Linked DNA regions of Mus musculus: regions 2, 3 and 4 are each linked to region 1. The links are chromatin loops, found by intact Hi-C in ENCODE. Cell type or tissue: gastrocnemius. All regions are shown on one strand. Region 1 holds the start of Fam83d (family with sequence similarity 83, member D). Region 2 overlaps Dhx35 (DEAH (Asp-Glu-Ala-His) box polypeptide 35). Region 3 overlaps Dhx35 (DEAH (Asp-Glu-Ala-His) box polypeptide 35). Region 4 has its middle 46 kb from the start of Gm38630.

Evidence for each region. Peaks named below come from ENCODE experiments on the same cell type or tissue, not always from the same donor. Only the 100,000 strongest peaks of a DNase experiment are listed, where the experiment ranks them.
Region 2: a loop joins it to region 1, with 4 times the contacts of the local background. A loop is called at or near these places in 2 of 42 quality-filtered maps.
Region 3: it touches region 1 in a loop (5-fold over the local background); 21 of 42 quality-filtered maps call a loop at or near these places.
Region 4: a loop joins it to region 1, with 4 times the contacts of the local background. A loop is called at or near these places in 21 of 42 quality-filtered maps.

Annotation. Positions count from the first base shown.
Region 1 is chr2:158,764,971-158,769,970 of GRCm38, reverse strand. It overlaps Ppp1r16b (protein phosphatase 1, regulatory subunit 16B), which reads right to left. Exons shown (of 11, transcript NM_001159662.1): 11 at 3,637-5,000. Fam83d (family with sequence similarity 83, member D) reads right to left here and starts at 1,872. Exons shown (of 4, transcript NM_027975.2): 1 at 1,384-1,872. The coding sequence starts at 1,857. In gastrocnemius, a CTCF peak has its summit at 2,162; DNase peaks (open chromatin) are centred at 1,502 and 1,995; H3K4me3 peaks cover 1,276 bases; H3K27ac peaks cover 416 bases.
Region 2 is chr2:158,825,554-158,830,553 of GRCm38, reverse strand. Dhx35 (DEAH (Asp-Glu-Ala-His) box polypeptide 35) reads right to left here. Exons shown (of 22, transcript NM_001372513.1): 9 at 4,137-4,249; 10 at 2,555-2,651; 11 at 893-1,051. Among named protein-coding and RNA genes, the nearest start is that of Dhx35, 33 kb to the right of the region's middle. In gastrocnemius, a CTCF peak has its summit at 2,196 (motif pointing right); no DNase peak of the experiment used is centred here.
Region 3 is chr2:158,850,294-158,855,293 of GRCm38, reverse strand. It overlaps Dhx35 (DEAH (Asp-Glu-Ala-His) box polypeptide 35), which reads right to left. Exons shown (of 22, transcript NM_001372513.1): 21 at 3,472-3,583. Among named protein-coding and RNA genes, the nearest start is that of Gm38630, 56 kb to the left of the region's middle. In gastrocnemius, a CTCF peak has its summit at 2,522 (motif pointing right); a DNase peak (open chromatin) is centred at 2,523.
Region 4 is chr2:158,860,935-158,865,934 of GRCm38, reverse strand. No RefSeq gene overlaps it. Among named protein-coding and RNA genes, the nearest start is that of Gm38630, 46 kb to the left of the region's middle. In gastrocnemius, CTCF peaks have their summits at 404 (motif pointing left) and 1,900 (motif pointing right); DNase peaks (open chromatin) are centred at 391 and 1,932; H3K27ac peaks cover 1,055 bases.

The DNA of each region.
Region 1 (5,000 bases):
AAAATGCTCATTGGGTTTCCCACCTTTCTCCGTGGGAACGCCCAGCTTCCAGAGACAGGGATGTAGGGGAGGTGTAAAGGAAGTAGGTACAGAGGGAAGCAGGAGGCCCCATCCACTGATGTTTTTCAGATTGCAAGAAAGATAGGGAAGTCTGCTGTAGCTGTGATCCCTTTTAAGGCAAGTTTTCCTTCTGACCTCTAGCTCTAGTGCCTTCACCCAACTGAGCAAAAGGTTAGAGCAGCCCACACCTCTGCCTTTCCTGGAGACCAGGTCTTTCCTTCTCAAGGTGTCCCCAAGGAGTGCTCAAATTCTCCTCCCAGAGGGAAGCTTTGGGCATGCACCCTTAGCCCACAATTTTGCCTCTTCCAAACGCTTTATAATTTTGTACTGAACTCACAAGTGAAACATTTCCAGCATCAAACGGACCCTCAGCCCACCCAAAGCTCACAGGATTAACATGAATCCAGCCATAGCCATACTATTCCCTGAACAGCTTGGTCACCTACACTCTTATCCTCAAAGTCCTGCCTGTCAGGTACAGAACCAGCATCAGAACTTTGGCTTTGGCACTAGGAAGGCAGAGGCAGGAGGATTGCCTGAAATTGAAGCCTGTAAGTTCCAGGTAAGCCTGGGTTACAGTGACCTTGTCTTGCAGAGAGGAAAACAAAAAACAAAAGACAAAAACAGAACGCAAACTTGCTCCTAGACTTGGTGATGTCAACCTGATCCGCACCCTAACATATAGCGGTGCCAGGCCTACTAAGTCTTGACATGGTCTGAGGCTTTGCCCGTCATGTTCCAGGCAGTCAAAAGGTCTGGGAATGGAGCAGTGTTCACCAGCATGCAAACTTGTAGCCACACCCTCCCAAGTGGAGCCCTTTCTCCCTGATCTATGGCAGGCCAGACTCTATACTCCACCCCAGGCCAATCGGGCAGTCTGACACTAGCTAAGATAAAAACCCATTGTAACCAGTGGCTTATCTAAAGCACAAATATTTGCATTTTGGATCAATGCTACTTGGAACAGTCCCAGGCACTGTGGGTTAAAAATATCTCCCACCAGACTCACTCACAGAAGTGAAAGAGATAAACCGACTGCTCGAATTTATCTGTCTACAACATTAAGAAGCGTGGAAAAGTGGTAATTACAGATCTCCCCATGGTCTCCGGGTATCATCTTTTGGGTAAAACTAAGCTTTTACTTAGCTCCTGAAAGTGAGACCTAATGTCAGCTGACGTCCCTGGAATTCTGCAATCCACTTTGGTTTGAACTAACAGTCGCTCTGTTCCAGGGGTACCAATAACAGAAGTTGGAACTACGACATGACTCAATTTTCAGAAGGCCGATGCTCCTCCCCTACCCGCTGCCAGGGGGCCGCTCACCTCTCGGGCGGAGCGCAACTGCTGGCGCAGCGCATCCTTGCAGCCATACGGGCCTCCGGCGCCCGCGCCGCGGGGCTGGAAATGAGCCTCGACACGCGTGGCACCGCGGTAGGCACCCTGGTAGAAGGAAGGCCAGCCGAGCTCCAACGCCGGCGGTTCCAGGTCCGACTGCTCCGGAAAGTAGGTGCCCGACGAGCATTCGTGAGAGGAGCCGAACGAGTCCTCCGCTACCGCCGCCCCATCCTCGCCCGGCCGCTCGGCAGCGCCCAGAACCTCGCGCACCTCGTCGGCGTTGAGGAAGCGGCCCAGCCGCTCACGCCGTAAGAAGGCGGCCCAGGCGTCGGGACCACCGGCCAGCAGCTGCTCGAGAGCCAGACGCCGCGCCTCGCTGAACAGCTCCGTGGGGTTGGGCGGTCCGCACGGAGACAGGCAGGCCGCGGGAAGGTCGTCCAACAGCTCGAAGCGAGCAGCCATGGCAGTGCCCAGAACCGATCCACTTGTCTACGGTGGTAGTCTGAGTTTTTATAGGCATCTTTGAATCAAACCAGCCCGCTCTATTGGCTCGCCGCCCCGCCCCAGCAATCCCATTGGCTGGATGTCTCCCATGCGTACCAAAGGCTCTGCCCCCTCATTGCTATTGGTTGCTCCTGAGACAGAACCCGCCCACCCTCTGCTCTCACTGCCTGATGGCTGAGCGGAATTTAAATCTGACTTTACCCCGCCCTAGCGGCTCCAGAACCCTGCCAACCCGGGACATAGCCCCGCACTGTCCGAGCACGCCCCCTGCCGAGTGCCCTATAACATGGTGCTTCAAGGACTCGGACTAGGGGTAGGACTTGCTCCTGGACATGCTTATTTTGGTGTGATCAGCCTCATTGCCACTCCACCCTGCATCTAATCATTAACTTATCAATACAGAGAGCAAGTGAGAAGGAGAGAAGGACAGAGGGACGGAGGGAGGGGGAGGGAGAAGGAAGGGAAAAGATGGGGAGGAAGAGAGACAAAGAGACAGAGATAGAGCCTGGAGTGGTGGTTCATCAGTTAAGAGCACTTCCAGAGGATCTGGGTTTAGCACTGTCTCCCCTGGCAACCTCTAACCACCTATAATGCTTCCAGGGAATCTGATGATGCCCTTTCTGGTATCCACGGACACTGTATGCATACGTAGCACACAAACATACACATTAAATAAAAATAAATAAATGTCTTTTTTTCTCAGTGGTGCAGAGCTGGGGGTGGTGGCACACTCCCAGCACATGGGAGGTTAGGGTAGGAGAATCTGGAGTTCGAAGCCATCTTATTCTGTGTCAATCCTAAGAGAGGTCACAGAAGACCTTGCAAACATACACATATATATCTATATACATATACACATACATATATGCTCATACATATACATCTATATACTAATCCACTGTGGTATCTACTTCTTCGCTTAAAGGTCTCTCTCACTCTCTCTCTCTCTCCCTTTCTCATATCTTGTAGCGAAGGATGACCTTGGCTTTCTAACCCCCTGCCTCTACCTCTGTAAACTTAAAACAAACCAGTACTGCTGTGAGGATCTCCTCCCTCTCTTCATCCTTCCCTGGTTCCAGCCTTCTCAGGGAAGTTATTCAAGCCCAAAGGCAAGAGCTTCCTGTGTCCCCACTCTGGCATCCAGGATGCAGAAGACTACCTTCCTCTATCAAATCGAACCAGCTCTTGCATGTAATAAGGACAGGGGCCAGGCCTGAGGCTGTACAGTCACACAGTGTCTTTGCCTCTGTTTCCTGGGTTAAAAGCAAGGATAATCAGAGATCATAATCTATGATCCCATTGAATGACGTAGAGCATTGCTCTCCACTATAAGCTAAAGGAAAAAGCCCAGAGAGGAACATGGGAAGGCCCAGGACAAGTCAGTGGAACAGAGGAAGGGAGCACCCTGGTAACATAAATAACATAAACCAATCAAACTGTAATAAAACTGCTGCTGTAGGATATCACGTGACTTCGAAGAAAATATTTGACAGGATAAAGCCCAACACTGACCACCTATCTTTCCTTAAATTCATAAGTTTTCACCACTATCTCCCAATCTAGAAACCTCTTTAGTTCCACCTATGAATCCCCAAAGCTCCCCTGACTTGGGGACCTCCTCGGGGAGCCTTCTGGGTGCAGCCATGTCTGGGAGCCTCCCTGGCACGATCTCTTGTGGAACTCAAACCAGTCCCATGCAGACGAGGGCACAGCAGTAACCACAGTCAGACCAGCAGGTGTTATTAAAAGGAATTTAATAATCTTAATTAAAAATCCATAGCAATGAATTCCGTCACAGGCCTTGGCAGCTGGAAGTAACTCCAGAGGCACAGGCCCCTTGGTGACATGGTCAGACCCCATCTTGGAGGCATGGAGCTGCTTCAGAACGATATCAAAGATCCATGAGAATATTTTTTTAAAAAAGTTTTAAATATATTAGACTCTTTTGATTGCCATTTTTTACACAAAGCTGCTGATACAGTATACAGAGTTTTAACTTTTTTTTCACATAAAATACATTTTTTTTTCTTAAGTGTTCTCTGTACATCAGTGGCTTCTGGTCTGGTGAATTATTGCGGAGGGCTGGGTGTCTGCAGACTTTTCCTAGGTATGCAGAGCCAGGCCCCGCACAGTGGCATTTGAAGTGCCCATGAGAAGCAGGCCCTCTGGTCAACAAGGGAGAGGTCTCGGGCTTTCTAGAAAAGTGGTGGGTCACTTTAGTGGAGCTGTTGGCCCTGGCCATATGACCCTTGGCTTTTCTGTGCCCTGGGGAAGAAGGGGATATCACCAGGCTACAAATAGCGACAGTTCAGACAGTCCCAACATCGTGTAAGGATGGCCCCTCTGGAAAATATCCCAATATCCTGCTTTAGAAGAACAGGTGGGAGACAACGCCCAGAACCAGAGGGTATAGAACACTAAGAACCAAGAGTCTCACATTGTTACAAAGCTAGACTGTGTTAACCCAACCCAGAGGCCATATTTTATTTTATTTTTTATTTGGTTTTTTGGAGACAAGGTTTCTCTGAGTAGCCCTGGCTAGCCTAGAACTCACTCTGTAGACCAGGCTGGCTTGGAACTCAGAAATACAACCACTTGCCTCTGCCGCCTATGTGCTGGGATTAAAGATGTGTGCCACTACACCTGGCTGAGGGACACACTCTGGCAAGCTTCTCAAAAGTCTACAAGTTAATCAAATAGTACAGAGAAGCTTCATTAATGCTGTATATTTGATAAAGAATTATGTCCCCAAAGTCTTCAGTAGACCTGGGTTTAGGATTCATTCCAATTCCCTGAGCTACTGGCCAGAAATTCACAATCTGGTGATAGCTACCAATTTCTAATAGTTTGGGGAGCATAGGTGGGTGCAAGGAACCACAGCTCACAGGGAACTGCAGGGCACCTGGTTTGGAAATAGATGTCTTCAGTAGGAGTGAGCCATCTGGTCAACCTTGCCAGGCTTCTCCTAGCCCTTGGATCCACATCTTCCAGGGAGAGAGGCTGACACACATGGAAATGTTTAATTTGAAGAGAAGTAGTGGGCTGGTGAGATGGCTCAGTGGGTAAGAGCACCCGACTGCTCTTCCGAAGGTTCGAAGTTC
Region 2 (5,000 bases), 61 kb before region 1:
CTCAGCTACTGCACTCTGAGCCACCCCGCGTGTGCTCCTCATCTAGGGGATAGGACAAGGGGTAGGGGAGGCAGAAGTCAGGCCCCTGGCTCCTCCCATCCAATGCGTCTCGCCACCACACCCATCCTCAACCTAATTTCAAGGCTAAAGACTTACCTGATTTAAAACTGGCTTTAAGGGCAAACTGATACTCCTAACAAATGCTTTAGGAACCATGGTTAGTAATTTTATCTAGTTCTGGCTGAACATAACCTACCATGACAGTCTCTGAGGATAAGGTAATAATATGCTGTGAAAACCATTCAGCAGACAAAGAAAAGCTACAAGAGGTGACCTGCTCTGACAATTACTGTTGGAGTGGCCCTTCTGGGCAGGTTTAGAAATACTCACAACACATTATTTACTACGGACTTTTAGATCTACTGCATAGAACCATGGACCTAAGATTTGAAAGAAAACTCCTATTTAGCAAAGTTCACTTCAATTAAAACAATAAAACAGGATCTAGGGAGATAGCTCCGTCTGTAAAATGCTGGCTGTGTGTGTGCCCTGAATCTCCAGAACCCACGTACAGCCAGGAGGGGCAGCATGTGTCTGTAATGCCAGAATCCCCACAGTGAGGAGGCGGAGGGGAGCCACAGCATTCGTGGGCTGCCTAGCCTTGCAGACACAGCAACAAACAACCTGCCTCAAAAAGATTTTCCTCTGACTTTCACATACAAACTGGGGCATGTGTCTACACTTACACACGAGTGCTCTCACACACACACACAAATACACACATGAACACAGACGAATAGATACACACACCAAAGACAACATTCTGCAATACAAAGGGGAGCCAATGTGATTACCAATGGCTGCAAGGACCACTGATCACTAGGAGTCTCACCTTCCTGACGCTGTGTGACACCCTTTCAAACACCTTCATCTGCTCAAAAGAAGGCAGTCCTGCATACATGGGGAGGACCCGGAGGTGTTTCTTCATCCCAGTGCGAGCCAGCGCCCGGGCCTGCTCGATCAACATGGACACAACAGTCTCTACTTCTTCCTAAACACGGGACCAGAAAGCGAAGAAGCCGGTCAAGCCGTCATACTGAAGGAGCAAACGCTGGAACGGGGCTTTAGCTGTGGTCACCTTCAGAAGCTGCTGTGCTGCCATGTCCCACTCAGGATGGCACTTTACCAAATGCTACCAAACGACAGTGTCAAAGGAGTAAAGCTCTGTAACTGTACAATTAATTAGTAAAACTAAACCATCCGTAGTTAATAGAAGAGTTCCCATGAATAAAACAACAAGGAACTGGAGAGATGGCTCAGTGGTGAAGAGGCTCTACTGCTCTTGCAGAGGACCAGAGCTCAGTTCCCAGCACCCATGTCAGGCAGCTTACTCTGCCTGTGCCTCCAGCTCCAGGGATCCAACACCCTCTTCAGGCCTGCACACAGGCACCTGCACTCGCTGCACATAGATGACCTACATAGACACATAACTCTTTAAATGACTATTTTTACACAACTTTTATGGACTGGGGTAAACAGCATCCCCTGTGTATGGACATGCTGTGCATATGGGCAAGCTGTTACCTATGAAATCATTAAAAGCTTTCCTGAGGACAGATACTAACTATGGGAAATGTTGGGCAGTGGAAAAGATTGCAGCTGGAGGTGGTTGGAGTGGCATTACAACCTTAAGACAGTATTCTGGTTGATTCAGTTGTACCTGCAGAATGAGCTGGAGAGAGGTCACAATCAAAGGACCCACTCCTAACTTAGGCCCCTTGGGAAATGGTGCCCAACTGTTTGGTCACAGGATGAGACTGTAATACGCATGAAGCACAACGTACCTAACGCACCATCAACTATGGCAAAGGCGGCAGCCACTGACACAGAACCTAGCTTACTCTGAAATCAGCGGATACGTTTGAACTATCAGAGCAGGAGAGATGGCTCAGAGGGAAAAAGCACTAGCCAGTCTTTCAGAGGACCTGGGTTCAGTTCCCGGCACAGGCAGATCAGAATCATCTGTAACTCTAGCTCCAACAGATCTGACACCCTTTTCTGGCCTCCACTGCACCCACATGGTACATATACATACACAAAGGCTCACACACATAAAATTCAAATTTAAAAAATTCAATTAACCCTCTACAGACAGACTAGGGATGAGCTAATGACCCCTCACAATCTGGATGGTAGAGGACCAATAGGCCACTAGATGGCATCAAACCAGTAATTTTTTTCTTTCATGCAATTTAGCAACTACAAGACACAATTAAACAAGACACAAGGAGCTGGCTGCTCTTCCGGAGGACCTGGGTTCAGTTCCCAGCATCCACATGGCAGCTCACAATCACCCCTTAACTCCAGTTCTGGGAGACCTGACACTATTTTCCGGCCTCCTCAGGAACCAAGCAGGTAGACAAAATTTTAAAATACATTTAAAAAAGAAAAAAAATGAAAAGAAAAAAAAAAACAACAAATGACTAAGAACAAGACTTTATGCTAGCTCTGTGCTGTCTTAGCATGTCTGTGCAGAGGGACTGGGTGGAGTTACCTGGCCAGTAAGAAAGGCTAGTATGTCTCCATCTCCTTCTGTCTGATGAATTTTTACCACGGTGTCCACAGTTGCCTTGATATAATCTGGAACAGGACTGGGAAAATGTATGAGGAAAAAGATCATCACTGGAACACGCTCATTAATCACAGATCAATTACCCTAATAACCTGGCAGCCAAACCTCATCAGAGTGAATCCGGGCCAGCCCAGCAGGTAATTAACATATAGAGAAGTAAAATACATACACACTCCTTTATTTCCAAGGGCAGCAACCAATAACTGAGGGTGTATCTCAATGATACAGCACTTGCCTAACACATGTAAGGTCCCAGGTTCAATCCCCAGCACAAGAAAGAAAAGAACAACATTAAATGTAGCACTTCTATGCATAATTACATGTAAACAATGGGTTTGGGCTATATTTCCTAAGAAATAACGTTCTAAAAGATAGAATGTTCTGGAAGCTGGACCTGCACTATTGCTGGATTGAGTCTTGATACTTCTGTGCAAATTTACCTGTGGCCACTGCCTCAGCAGGAGAGTAAAGCAGCAAGAGGCTAATGGGAAGTGCATAGAAGTTATTTATCTTCAGCATGCAAAAATGCCAAGTCTCAGAAAACCAAGGGCTTCAGTTTCAGTGCAGAGGCCCACTGCCCAAGTTAGCCTTTCTACTGCTTGCTGTGATGAAACACCATGACAAAAAGCAAGCTGGGGAGGAAAGGCTTATATATCCCAAGTCACAATCCATCACTGAAGGAAGTCAGGACAGAGACTCAAACAGGCAGGAACCTGGAGCTAGGAGGTGATGCAGACAGTGGTCATGGAGGAGGGCTGCTTCCTGACTTGCTCCTAATGGCTTGCTCAGCCTGCTTTCTTAAAGCCCAGAACCACCTTCGAAGGGCTAGGCCCTCCCTCATCAATAACCAGTTAAGAAACTGCATTACAGGCTTGCCTAAAGCTCACACTCAGGGAAGCATTTTCTCAGTTGAGGCTTCCTCCTCTCAGGTGAGCTAGCTAGTGTCAAGGTGATAAGAAACTAACCATCAGAGCACACCCATCATCTTCCCAGCCAGCACCAATGGCTGAGTGAATGGAAATGGCAGACATTCCCTCCAGCCAGAAGGACCCAAAGATGAAGTTTATAGCTCTGGACTTATCAGGTGCTAAACTAGGCCCAGTAACTAGATAGAGTAAATTAGAACGGCCCCTTTCTTATTCAAAGGGACTTCTCCCAAAAATTCGAGCTAGGTCTCCTTGTTAAGGATGTAAGGGACTGAAAGACTCAGCACTGCTTCCCTTACTGATGGCACTCTGGAGAGCCCCAGTTCAGAAAACTGCCACACCACCTCCCGTCGGCCCACCTGACTCTCTCCGCCTGAACTGACGGCCACAGGTGCATGTAAATGTGAGCAGGAGAATCAAACTCTGAATCCAACAATGATGCTGGTCCAGCGTCCCGAATTCTGCCAGGAACAGGAGCTGAGCCATACTCCTCCCTGGAGGCAGATGATCTTCCCTATTATCCTGCGTGACAGCTGAGGTCCCAAATCACCATCACCAAGAATCAAACATTCTCAAACCTTTGTAGGTAAAAGATATCCACTGGAAATGTCCGTCCTTCCACTGTGAGCGTCACAGAGGTATCTCTGGCTGGGTCACTGGTCTCATTCTGGTTAAAGAAATCTCGAAATTTCTAAAAATAAATAAATACATAACTAAAAAAAAGAAAGAGGATGGTTCAGAGTAATCAACAGAAAGAAAGAAAATATAAAACTGGCAGAGGTAAGTGGGATCACAAAACTCAGACACACAAGCGTGCACACTGCAGAATAGCTTGTTTTACTTTAGAGACAGGCTCTGATGTGGTCCAGCTAGGCTCTAACTCACTAAATAGCTGAGGTTAGCCCTGCACCCCTGATCCTCCTGCCTCCACTTCTTGACTGGGATGACAGGTGTGCACTATCACATCACACAAAATGATTTTCTACATTCACAAAATTCTTTTTTTTTAATAGCTCCACCAGGCCATCTCCCCACAAGCTTTCATTTGTTGAAGACAGGGTCTTGATACTCAACTCAAGCAGACCTGAAACTCTACGTAGCCCAGATTAGACCCAAGCTCAGTATCCTCCTGCCTCTGCCTCCTGAATGCTGGGATTGCAGACATGCATCACCACAGCCAGCTAAATTTACTTTTCTCTTATTGAAATTGCAGAGGAAATTTCAATGGCAGATGCTAAAAGTTTGATTATAAATAAAGGTTAGACTTCAATGAACCTCAGCTGATGCACAGCTGTGGTAACTTTATCCCCGTCCTCTGTAGTTTCTTTAGCTGAAAATTAGGTGTGGCTCAAGTTTGGTACAGGTTAAATCAGACTGAGGGATAGCTAATCTAGAAAACACATATCTAATCACACAAGGTTATCAATTCACAAAGGTTTCCT
Region 3 (5,000 bases), 85 kb before region 1:
ACGGGGACACAGGGGAGTGTCTGTTATGGCCAGTCTCTGTCCTCACCCTGACTATATCTAGAATGAACTAAACCCAAGCAGCTGGGCACATCTGTGAGGGACTTTTCCTAAATAAATCACCTGAAGTGGGAAGACCTACTCTTAATCTGACCTTTGAGGCTGTAAGATCCACCTTTAATCTGGGCCACACTGCCGGCAGCCTATAGAAAGACCACGGAGGGCAAAGCTTGCTCTCTCTGCCTGCTGGCTCGTGCTCTTGCTGACAAGCCCATTCCTTCACTGGCATTAGAGCCTACTTCTTCAGGGTTCCGGAATATACTCAGCCTTGTGGACTGAGCAACTACTGGATTCTTGGATCTTCTGTTGGTAGACAGCCATTGCTAGACTAGCGGGACCACAGCCTATAAGCCATTCTAATAAATCCCCTTTAGGTAGGTAGGTAGGTAGGTAGGTAGGTAGGTAGGTAGATAGATAGATAGATAGATAGATAGATAGATAGATAGATAGATAGATAGATAGATAGATAGATAGATAGATAGATAGATGGGACAGACAGACACACAGACACACACTGATTCGCTCATTCACTCAATCAGTCCTGTCCCTCTAGAGAACCCTGAATAACACACTGTTACATACATCCCAGGTCTCTGCCTAACTCTCCAAACTCTTGCACAAGGGAATAAATTCTAAATAGGAAACAACACAGGTAAGAAGAGGGTTTGGGGTTGCTGAGAAATACACAAAATAGGGCATGTGATGGTTTGTATATCCTTGGACCAGGTAGTGGCACCATCTGAAGGTGTGGCCTTGTTGGAATAGGTGTGGCCTGGTTGGAATGGGTGTGTCACTGTGGGTGTGGATATAAGATCTTCACCCTAGTTGCCTGGAAGTCAGTCTTCCACTAGCAGCCTTTGGATGAAGACATAGCTCAGCTCCTCCTGCGCCTTGCCTGCCTGGATACTGCCATGCTCCTACCTTGATGATAATGGACTGAACCTCTGAACCTGTAAGCAAGCCCCAATTAAATGTTTTTTATAAGACTTGCCTTGGTCATGGTGTCTGTTCACAGCAGTAAAACCCTAACTAATACAGGGCATTAGAGCAGATATTACATAAGGCTATGCCAGTCTCTTGCTGAACACCCAAGATGAAATGTGTAGACCAAGGCATTCTAAGAGTGGCAGAGAACCATTATTGGAGAAATATGCTGGAGGTCTGCACACAGCTGGACACTGCTCATGGACCAGTGCACAGACATCACCAAGAGTCCTAGACATTTGATCAGACAATAAAAAAGAAAAAGAAGAAGGAGGAAGGAGGAGGAAGGAGGAAGAAGGAGGAGGAAGGAGGAGGAAGGAGGAGGAGGAAGGAGGAGGAAGGAGGAGGAAAGAGGAGGAAGGAGGAGGAAGGAGAAGGAAGGAGGAGGAGGAGGAGGAGGAAGAGGAGGAGGAAGAAGAAGAGGAAGAAGAGGAGGAGGAGGAGGAGGAGGAGGAGGAGGAGGAGGAGAAAAAGAAAAGATATGTCTTTCATGGATGGCTAAGACCTGCCCCATTAAAGACTGAGATCAAGGCTCAGCAGAATCCAGTTATGAGCCATAAACTAACTCAGCAAGGAAGAAACTGACATCACCTATGAAAAGAAACTTCAGATTCAGTTAACACAGCACCTATAATAGTGAACGTAAAACACGGACACGAAGCTACTAGACAAGAGAAGCTTGTCTGGTTATGAGACGGGCCAAAACCCAATCAAGGCTGAAGTGACAGCCATGCTGAGTTAAGTGGCTTCTAAAGCGTGTGTGTGTGTGTGTGTGTGTGTACGTGTACGTGTGCATGTGCGTGTGCGTGTGTGCGTGTATGCAAAGATCTGAAGAAAAAGGTAGGTGTAACGAATGAGCACAGAGAATAAGAGGCAGAGAGGAATCAAATACAAGAACAGAAAAGTGAGGTGCCCAGGACCCCTCAGATGGCTTAACTGCCAATGGGGCCCTGCAGAACCGACCAGTAATACTGAGAAACTGTCCAAGTGAAGTTCGGGGAAAAAAAGACCAGAGCCTTTGTGATGAATAAGACACAAACAAGTGCTGGGTAGAACGTGTGTGTGACTGGAGCTTCAGAGGGCCAAGATTAGAGCAGAAAAAAAATATAGATTTAAAGGAAAAACCCCATGTTGCCCTAATATAACTATAGACATCTGCTCACAGATCTAGACAGTTCAGTTAACTCTGAGAAGGAGACGTAGGAAGAAAAGTATCTCATAGGTCAAACGGCTGGAAAAGGAAAAAAAAAAACCAAAAACCAAAAACCTCAAGAGTAGCTACAGGGGTGAAACAAGACCCCCTGCAAACCCAGGACGGCCTGAAGAGGACAGAGACACTGCACACAGATGCAAGAGATGAGAAACAGCAACAAAAGTCATTCAAGGAAGAATTCCATGGAGGAAAACTAGCCTTCAAAAATAAAAATGAAACAGTACTCCTGCAAATAATCAAGGAGCAGGGGTGCTCATCAACAGGGGGCGCTGAAGATACACTAAAGGAGGGTCTGCAGGCAGGGACCCACACAGCCACAGGGGACAACAGGAAGGAAGGCTCTATGCTGTAATCTGTGGGAGACACAACTAACTGTTCAAAAACAATACCCACAGACTGCCAAACATAGTATAAACATGTGCAGAAATAAGAGACTGACCAGCAAAGCACAAAAGCCATTTGGTAAAACCAGCAACCTGGTGTAGGTTCCTCCCAGTACAGCTGAGCAGTGTGATACTAATTCAAGACCAACCATGAGGAGGCAAAGCCCATTAAGAAATAAACTACAGGACTTTAAAAAAAAAATCATTAATTTGAAAAGCAGTAAAATAGTTTTTAAAAGGAACAAAGGTTAAAATGTACTAACAGAAAATAATTCCAAGGCAGCGTGCTTACAGTCATCAGCAATCACTAAGTTCAACTTCCAGCCCCCACGCACACTTCACATAATAATAATTACTCTACATAACTTACCATTGCAATTCACTCAATTTCTTAAGTTAGTTAATTGATTAAATTGATTAATGAGAGCACAGTACAGACTGAACAGTTCCTGGCCCACACCCAGTCTTTCAAGCGCGGTTGGCCATCTTTGAATTGAGTCATGTCAGAAGGAGGCATGGACTTTGGGGCAATGAATGAAAAACAGAAACCTTAAATCTGTTATCCAACAATGCGGGGGAGGGAGAGCATGGAGCGGACTACATAGCGGGTTTCAACCGCCCTGAGCCTTTTCTTATGGGGTTGCAGGATTTGTTTGTAACTGCACTTCCCTATGAAGGCAGTGAAGGTGTTTTCAGAGGTTCTGGGGTACAGTGGTGATTTAGGGGGGCTGGAGGGAGCTGGGAATGATTTAGGGTACTACTGAAGAACACACAGAGACTGAAGACCATGAAGAGGCTACTGCTTGTCTAGGGCCATGCTCTACCCATTCCTACCGTTCCTTGTTGATAAAAGTGGGGAGCCAGCTCCAGCAGCCAAGCAGATTCTATGGCGGTCACATCTCGCATGTAATACTTGGAGGTCTGTATTACTTCATTGTAGATAACCCTGAAACAGAGAATAAACATGAGACCCACAATGACAAGACCCACAAGCCGTCTCTGCACTCACCACAGCAGGTGTGTTTCACCCGTGTGTGAGGCTTTACACACGGGCTGTTCACTCAACCTGCTGGCCCGAGCTGTTAGGTCAGTGTGCCTCGGAGGCAACTCTGCATCCTGTACGATTTCCAGGGCTCTGCAGTTATCCACCAAGGGCTTTCTAGATCATGGTCTGCACTTAGAGAACTCTGAATACAACTTAAACGACTTAATTAGAAAGCACAGAAATGGACTCAAGGGTTTGACTGTTCTGAAAGTTACTAGAAAATGACTATAAAGACCCAGACAATAACTTTCCAGAGCAATGAAAGTATTTTAAATATAGTTTGGTGTGGAGCTTGCACGTCTGTCAAAACCCACCTTTCACTGTACATAATTACATCTTAAAGAGGAAAAAATACATATCTAAAAGTTTGTTACTAGGGCCAGTAACAAACCTAAGAGCAAGGGATGTTTTGTAAGCCCTGGACTCAGGAATCCGTAGAGTAAACACGAGTTTCTGAACTATGGGAAGAATTAACTATAAATACAAAAGCCACACTTTGTCTCTCAAACACCAGTAAAGGAATCGGGGCTGGTGGGAGGAGGAGGCAGGGCGGGAATGTAACAGTTACCTAACATGCTCAAGGCCTGGGGGTTCACCCCAACACAGCAAGGGAGGGAAGGAGAGCGGGAAGAGCGAGGGAGGGAAGTGAGGAAGGAGAGAAATGGGGGTGGGATGGAGGGAGAGGGAGCTGGAGAGGAAAGCGGCACTGCAGTTTGGTGCCCATGGACTTCTGTCTTCTCACGGCAGCAGAGAAGCCCTTGGAAAGTCAGCACCACTGTCACACTCCACCTAGGAAGCTTCTATATCTGACTGGCTACAATCGGAAACACTGCCAGGACTTGTTTAAAGAGTCCCCCGCCCCCACCTCACCCCGGTTCTGACTGAGGAAGGCTGGGTGCGAGTGGTTCCAGGGGAGGCTGCTGCCTGCAGAGCAGGGTACGAGGTCCTGACACGGTGCTCCCAGACTGTCCTTCCCACGGCTCACCACACATGCACTGTTCTTTCAGCTCCTAAAGAGTCCAGTGTTGCTCTCTTTAAATTTTCTAACCTTTGACAATCTATATTTTTGTAAAATACAATATAAATAAATTAGAAATCAGAAATAAACACAAACTACAAGCTGAAATTAGCATGGACCTGGGAAGGTATAACTGCGTGACTTGTGAAAACACCTTAAAGTATGTGTGCTGTCTCCTGCTGCTGCACTTGCCCCGCCCACCTTCCCAGCCAGCACTGCAGATGGAACCAGCCCTGGTCACCTCATTCCCACTGTCAGCTCATTCCCAGGCCCCCAAGACAGGTACCTCCTTCATGCTGC
Region 4 (5,000 bases), 96 kb before region 1:
ACTACAGGAAGGGTATCTTTGATGGACAGAGACACTGGCCAGACCTGGAGTGGTCTGGACACCCCACCGGGGTACCTTCATTCCACCTGCTACCCTTTGCTCTTTGGTAGGCCTGCCCAGGCAGTAAATGCAAATGCTTGCTGGTGGGCTTAGATTTCTGCTGTGGTTATCACAGTAAGATGACGAATGCATTCCTCTAGGAGCTGCTGAAGATTAAAGGCCCGGTTGATAAGGGCCTGGCTCGTGGCAGTGTCATGTGCTAGGACTCCTCGAGAGAGAGAGGAGGTATTCAGATCTGAGCAGGCCTTAACTCTAGGGCGGTAAACCAAGTCTGGCTTCTAGCCTATGCAGCTCCAGACACACAAACACGGAGTGCCAGCGACCCCTGCTGGCCTCTGGGTGAAGTGCATGCCCAGGGCATCCATGCTGCAGACAGGTCAGACTCAGAGGTTGAGCTACTCTAGAGGGCCTGGTATAGGGAACGCTGCTGCGCAGGCCTACACATCAACGCAGAAAGCCTTAACCAGAGCTGCATCTGTCCTGAGTTGTCTGTGGACATTTTCTGCAACCCCAGATGCCAGCGTGTCGCTTTGACCTGGAAGAGCCTTCAGAGGTCATGGCTTATGCACAAAACGGTGCTTTCACATCAGCGTATGCTTGGCTTATGCAGACTGATATCCCCAGAATGAGACTAGGAATGACCCAGGAGGCTACACCTCAGCTCTGGGATGGTTAGCCAGGGATCACGCCACCCCCAGAACAGCAAAGTTCTCCAGGTTCCAGGCCTCTGGTTCCAGGCCCAGTGTCCTACACCAGCTTGATGCCCCTCTCGATTGTTGCCCTACAGTGCATCCCAAAACTTGGTAGGCACAAAACATTTTGTCATCGTCATAGATGGTCAGGAATTAGGCAGTGGCAATAGGATGGGTGTGCTCCTGCCTGCTGAGGGCCTATCGGGCTGGGTTTCAAAGGACTGGGTGGGACCCACTTCCACAGTGACATTCTAGCTCCTGGGCAGGAAAGCATGATTGGCACTGAGGTCTTCTGAGGCTGCTCTTGACAACATTCTAGTATTATACTACTGGCCTGGCACAGGGGTGCCTTGGCGTCCCAGCAATGACCTTCTGTCACATGACAGCATCACTTGACATCCCTCCATGAATCAAAACAGTTACAAGCCTGCAAGACCCAGAGAGGGGTGGCAGACCAACTCTGCCTCTTCATGGGAAGGCCATTGGGGAGTCTGCAGCTGTTCTGCAAAACACAGCATGCCCAGGCACCAGGGCAGTTCCTAAAATGTGTGCCCCGTTCCCTCCAAGCCCTGATACTCCCGCCTGGAGCTCAGAATTGGTCCCTCTGTGCCTGTGGAGGAAAAGGTGACTGAGAAGAATAGCCCTGGACCGGATGCAACAGTGGGTGGCTGTGAGGGGGTTGCTGTAGAAAGGGAGCTGGAAGACGCCTCAAATGACATGGTTTGGCTTACTGGGCCCCAGGTTCTCACATGTATGGGCACATGTGCATGTGTTGGACGGGCACGCATGAAGGTCAGAGGGCAAGCTCAAGTGTTTATCCTCAGAATGCTGTCTACCTCCTTAGAGTGTGTCTCTCATGAGCCTGGAGCTGAGTAAATAGTATAGACTGGATGGCCAGTGTGCCCTGGTATACGTACCACCACACCTAGCATACACACACACACACACACACACACACACACAGGTTCTGGGGGTGAACTCAGGCCCACATACTGACAACGCTCCTATTTCTAAATCTGAGTACTTACAAGCAAGGGAAGGGTGACAAGCATGAATGCAATAAAGAGGAAATAGTTCCTTAGCTGCCCCTGTCCCTCCGTATCTGCTAGACTGCCAGGAAAGGGACGAGTAGTGACTCCTATTGGCCAGCAGAGGGCAGCACAGTACCGCTCTGCAGCATCAGAAGTTGAGCTAGCAGATGGATGGATGGAGGCTGGGCTAGGATCAGAACCTCCACATCCCTGGTAAGGGTGGGCTGCTGCCTGATCCAGCATGTGACAGCCACGGAAGCAGGGGTTGTATTCCTCAGGCCTACTGCACAGGAACATTTTATCTGACTGCCGGGATGAGTGCGGTGTGTGTGTGTGTGTGTGTGTGTGTGTGTGTGTGTGTGTGTGTAACAGCACACAGTTATATCCCATACACAAGCACTTAGTATGCAAAGTATCCATGTGTCTGAACAGTTACAGTTTAAGGCTTGTTCCTGTGTGTCTGTGTGAGCATGTCCCGAAGCTATCACTTGCCCAGGGTGACCAGCAGCCCCACTTGGAAGTGTTCCCCACAAAAGATCTGGTGTCATCATCGCAGGGACCAGGGGGCCTCACTACGGCCCTTGGGAACCCCTCCCAGACATATCCCTCCCTCTGCTCAGCCCCAGTTATCTCTAGCTTCTACCCATCTGACCGGTCCATCATTGCACTTTGATCCTTTCCTGGATGTCTTATCTCCATTTTTTTTTTTTTTAAAGTCCTCCTTGAAGGAGACCTGGGGACCCAAAGATCCTGGCACCAGGTAGTCTGGCTTAGGTAATAGAGGAAGGAACCGAGGTAGCCTTCTAGGACACAGTTGGACTTAGAGGTAGTAGGGAGTCTTGCCTACTGAGCAAACTATGGGCCAGGGCTTTTGAAACTCCATGAAGCACAGGTGTAAACGGATGGAGGGGAAGTTAATACTGCCATCCTTGCTTGACAGACAGAAACCTGACCCAGAGAGAAACAGTGTGGAGCCAAGGTTTACAAAGTAACTGTCCGGCTGGGACTTAAACCTAGGACTTCTGAGCACTGCTATTCTCCTTGCTGGGATAAAATACTGAACAAAAGCAGCTTAGGAGACTTGACTCACAGCCCATGGGGTAAAGGCATGCCAGTGGAAGCAAGCTGCATCCTGTCAGGAAGTAGAGAGATGAACATTTGTGTGTAGCCTCTTTCTCCTTCTTATGCAGTCTGGAACTCGAGTCCACGGGATGGATGCTCCCACCGTCATTTAGGGTGGGCCTTTCTTCCTCAGGAAAAGCCTTCTGGAAATGCTCACACAGATATAGTAAGGCATGCCACACGATTCTCAGTCTTGTAAAACTAACCTTGAAGATAACCAACCCAGGCACGGGACACACAATACTCTATGATGAAATTCTGGGAAAATCTAATCCACAGGACCAAAAGCAGAACCACAGCACGGGAGCCAGGGCACCGTGTCAGGATGGCGGTGACTACCAAGATCACCAGGGAACGTTTTAGGTGCCTGATTCTTATGGCCAGTGGCAGTGCGCTGTCAAAACACCCAACCAAATGAGTGTTTCTTATATGTAACTCATCCTTTATTGAAAGTTAGGGCTTGGGGCCAGCAAATAAAGGGCTGGGTGTCCATGTGGGTTTAAGCATCAGTTCCATCTTGAAGCTACCATCTATTTTATTGCCTCCTGTTTGGAAACATAGAGAGAGAAACTGGGTCCATAGAAACCCCACAAGCTCCCATTAGTGCCAGTGGTCTGTTTATCTGTGAACAGGACAAAGGCTTTTCCGGGGAGTTCACTCCTACTCCTGCCGCTGTTGCTGGCTTTCAGACTACAGGTGGAAACTAACTCCACCCTGCTGGTGCAGACAAGAAAAGAGGTATCTGAGTACTGTAACACTGTGCTGTGCCTGTAAACGCTGCCAGCTCTTCCATCCACAGTAGACACAACTCCTGCCAAACTGAACAGTGATTCAGGAGCAAACAGACCACTGAAGCCAATCCCATGGTCTCCTAGCCCACAGGTCAGAAGGAATGTGTGTCCCACATGCTAGTCACCTTCCAGATGAGCAGGGGCAGGGGGGTTGTGTATACCTTTGTTTGTGGGCAAGTGCATGTGTGTGCACATGTACAGCTGTCTGTACATGGACCGGAGAAGGTAGCTCCAGATGCCATAAACCTTAACTATCTTTCTGTCTCCACCCAGCACAGCATTGGGGTTACAGGCCTGTGTGCAGCTCTGCCTAGCTATTTATGTGAGTGCTGGGATCTTAGCATGGCGCTTACCCAGGAAACCATCTCTGCGGGCCCCACGAGGCTCCCCCTTCCACACATTTGTTTAGGATCTTAGCATTCCTTGCTTCGTCCCTTCTTCTACAGTCTCAGCACCGCCCTTGATGGGCCTGTGCTCTCTGTCTGTCACATCTGTCTCTCACTTTTCCCACTCAGCTGTTTCCAAGTCTTTTACTGTATGCAGTGTTAAAGTGAACCTCACAGCACACCTCCTTGTCATCCTCTATACTGCCCTTGCACACCCTCCCCCAACCACCAAGTCACTCTGTGGGGAGCACCCTGCCACACACCTGCTTCGAACTCTGCGTTCTGAGCCCATAGGGCATGCATGCGCTTGTTGAGATGCACTGATAAAGATTAGCACTAGTATAGTGGCCTCCACTCTGCCCACACACAGGCTACCACGGTCTGCTCACTGACCATGCCAAGGGATGCAATGGCTGTTTTAGCACATTTCTCTGGTGGTGGCCTGACTTGGCTTTCTGGTCTCTGGATCTGTCTGTATGAAGCACTTGCTCAGCCTTCTGCCCATTTCCTACTGAGGTCATCTTTCACTGACTTGCAGGAATGCTTCTGACACCTAACCCGTGGCAGTGTCACCCCACTGCAGGTGCCAGCTTCCAGCTTCTGGACCTCCATGCAGGCCCCTGCCAACCCCTAAAGCCAGTGCAGCTAAGACAGAAGAGAGGGGGAAAAGAGAAAATGGGAAGTGAACTGCTGGTTCAAATCCCACATACTAAGTGGAACAAAATATTTACAGGGCCATGACAAAAATATACAGACCCTTTCTGTACTTCAATGTTCCAGTAAAAGGAACGAGTGAGTGTACAAAGACCTACCAGCTAAAATAAATGTTATGAAAGAATATAAAAAAATAGTATAAAATGAATCTAATAACCATGTTCTTTTACTGAAAACTTCATGCTATGGGGAAATGACACAGAA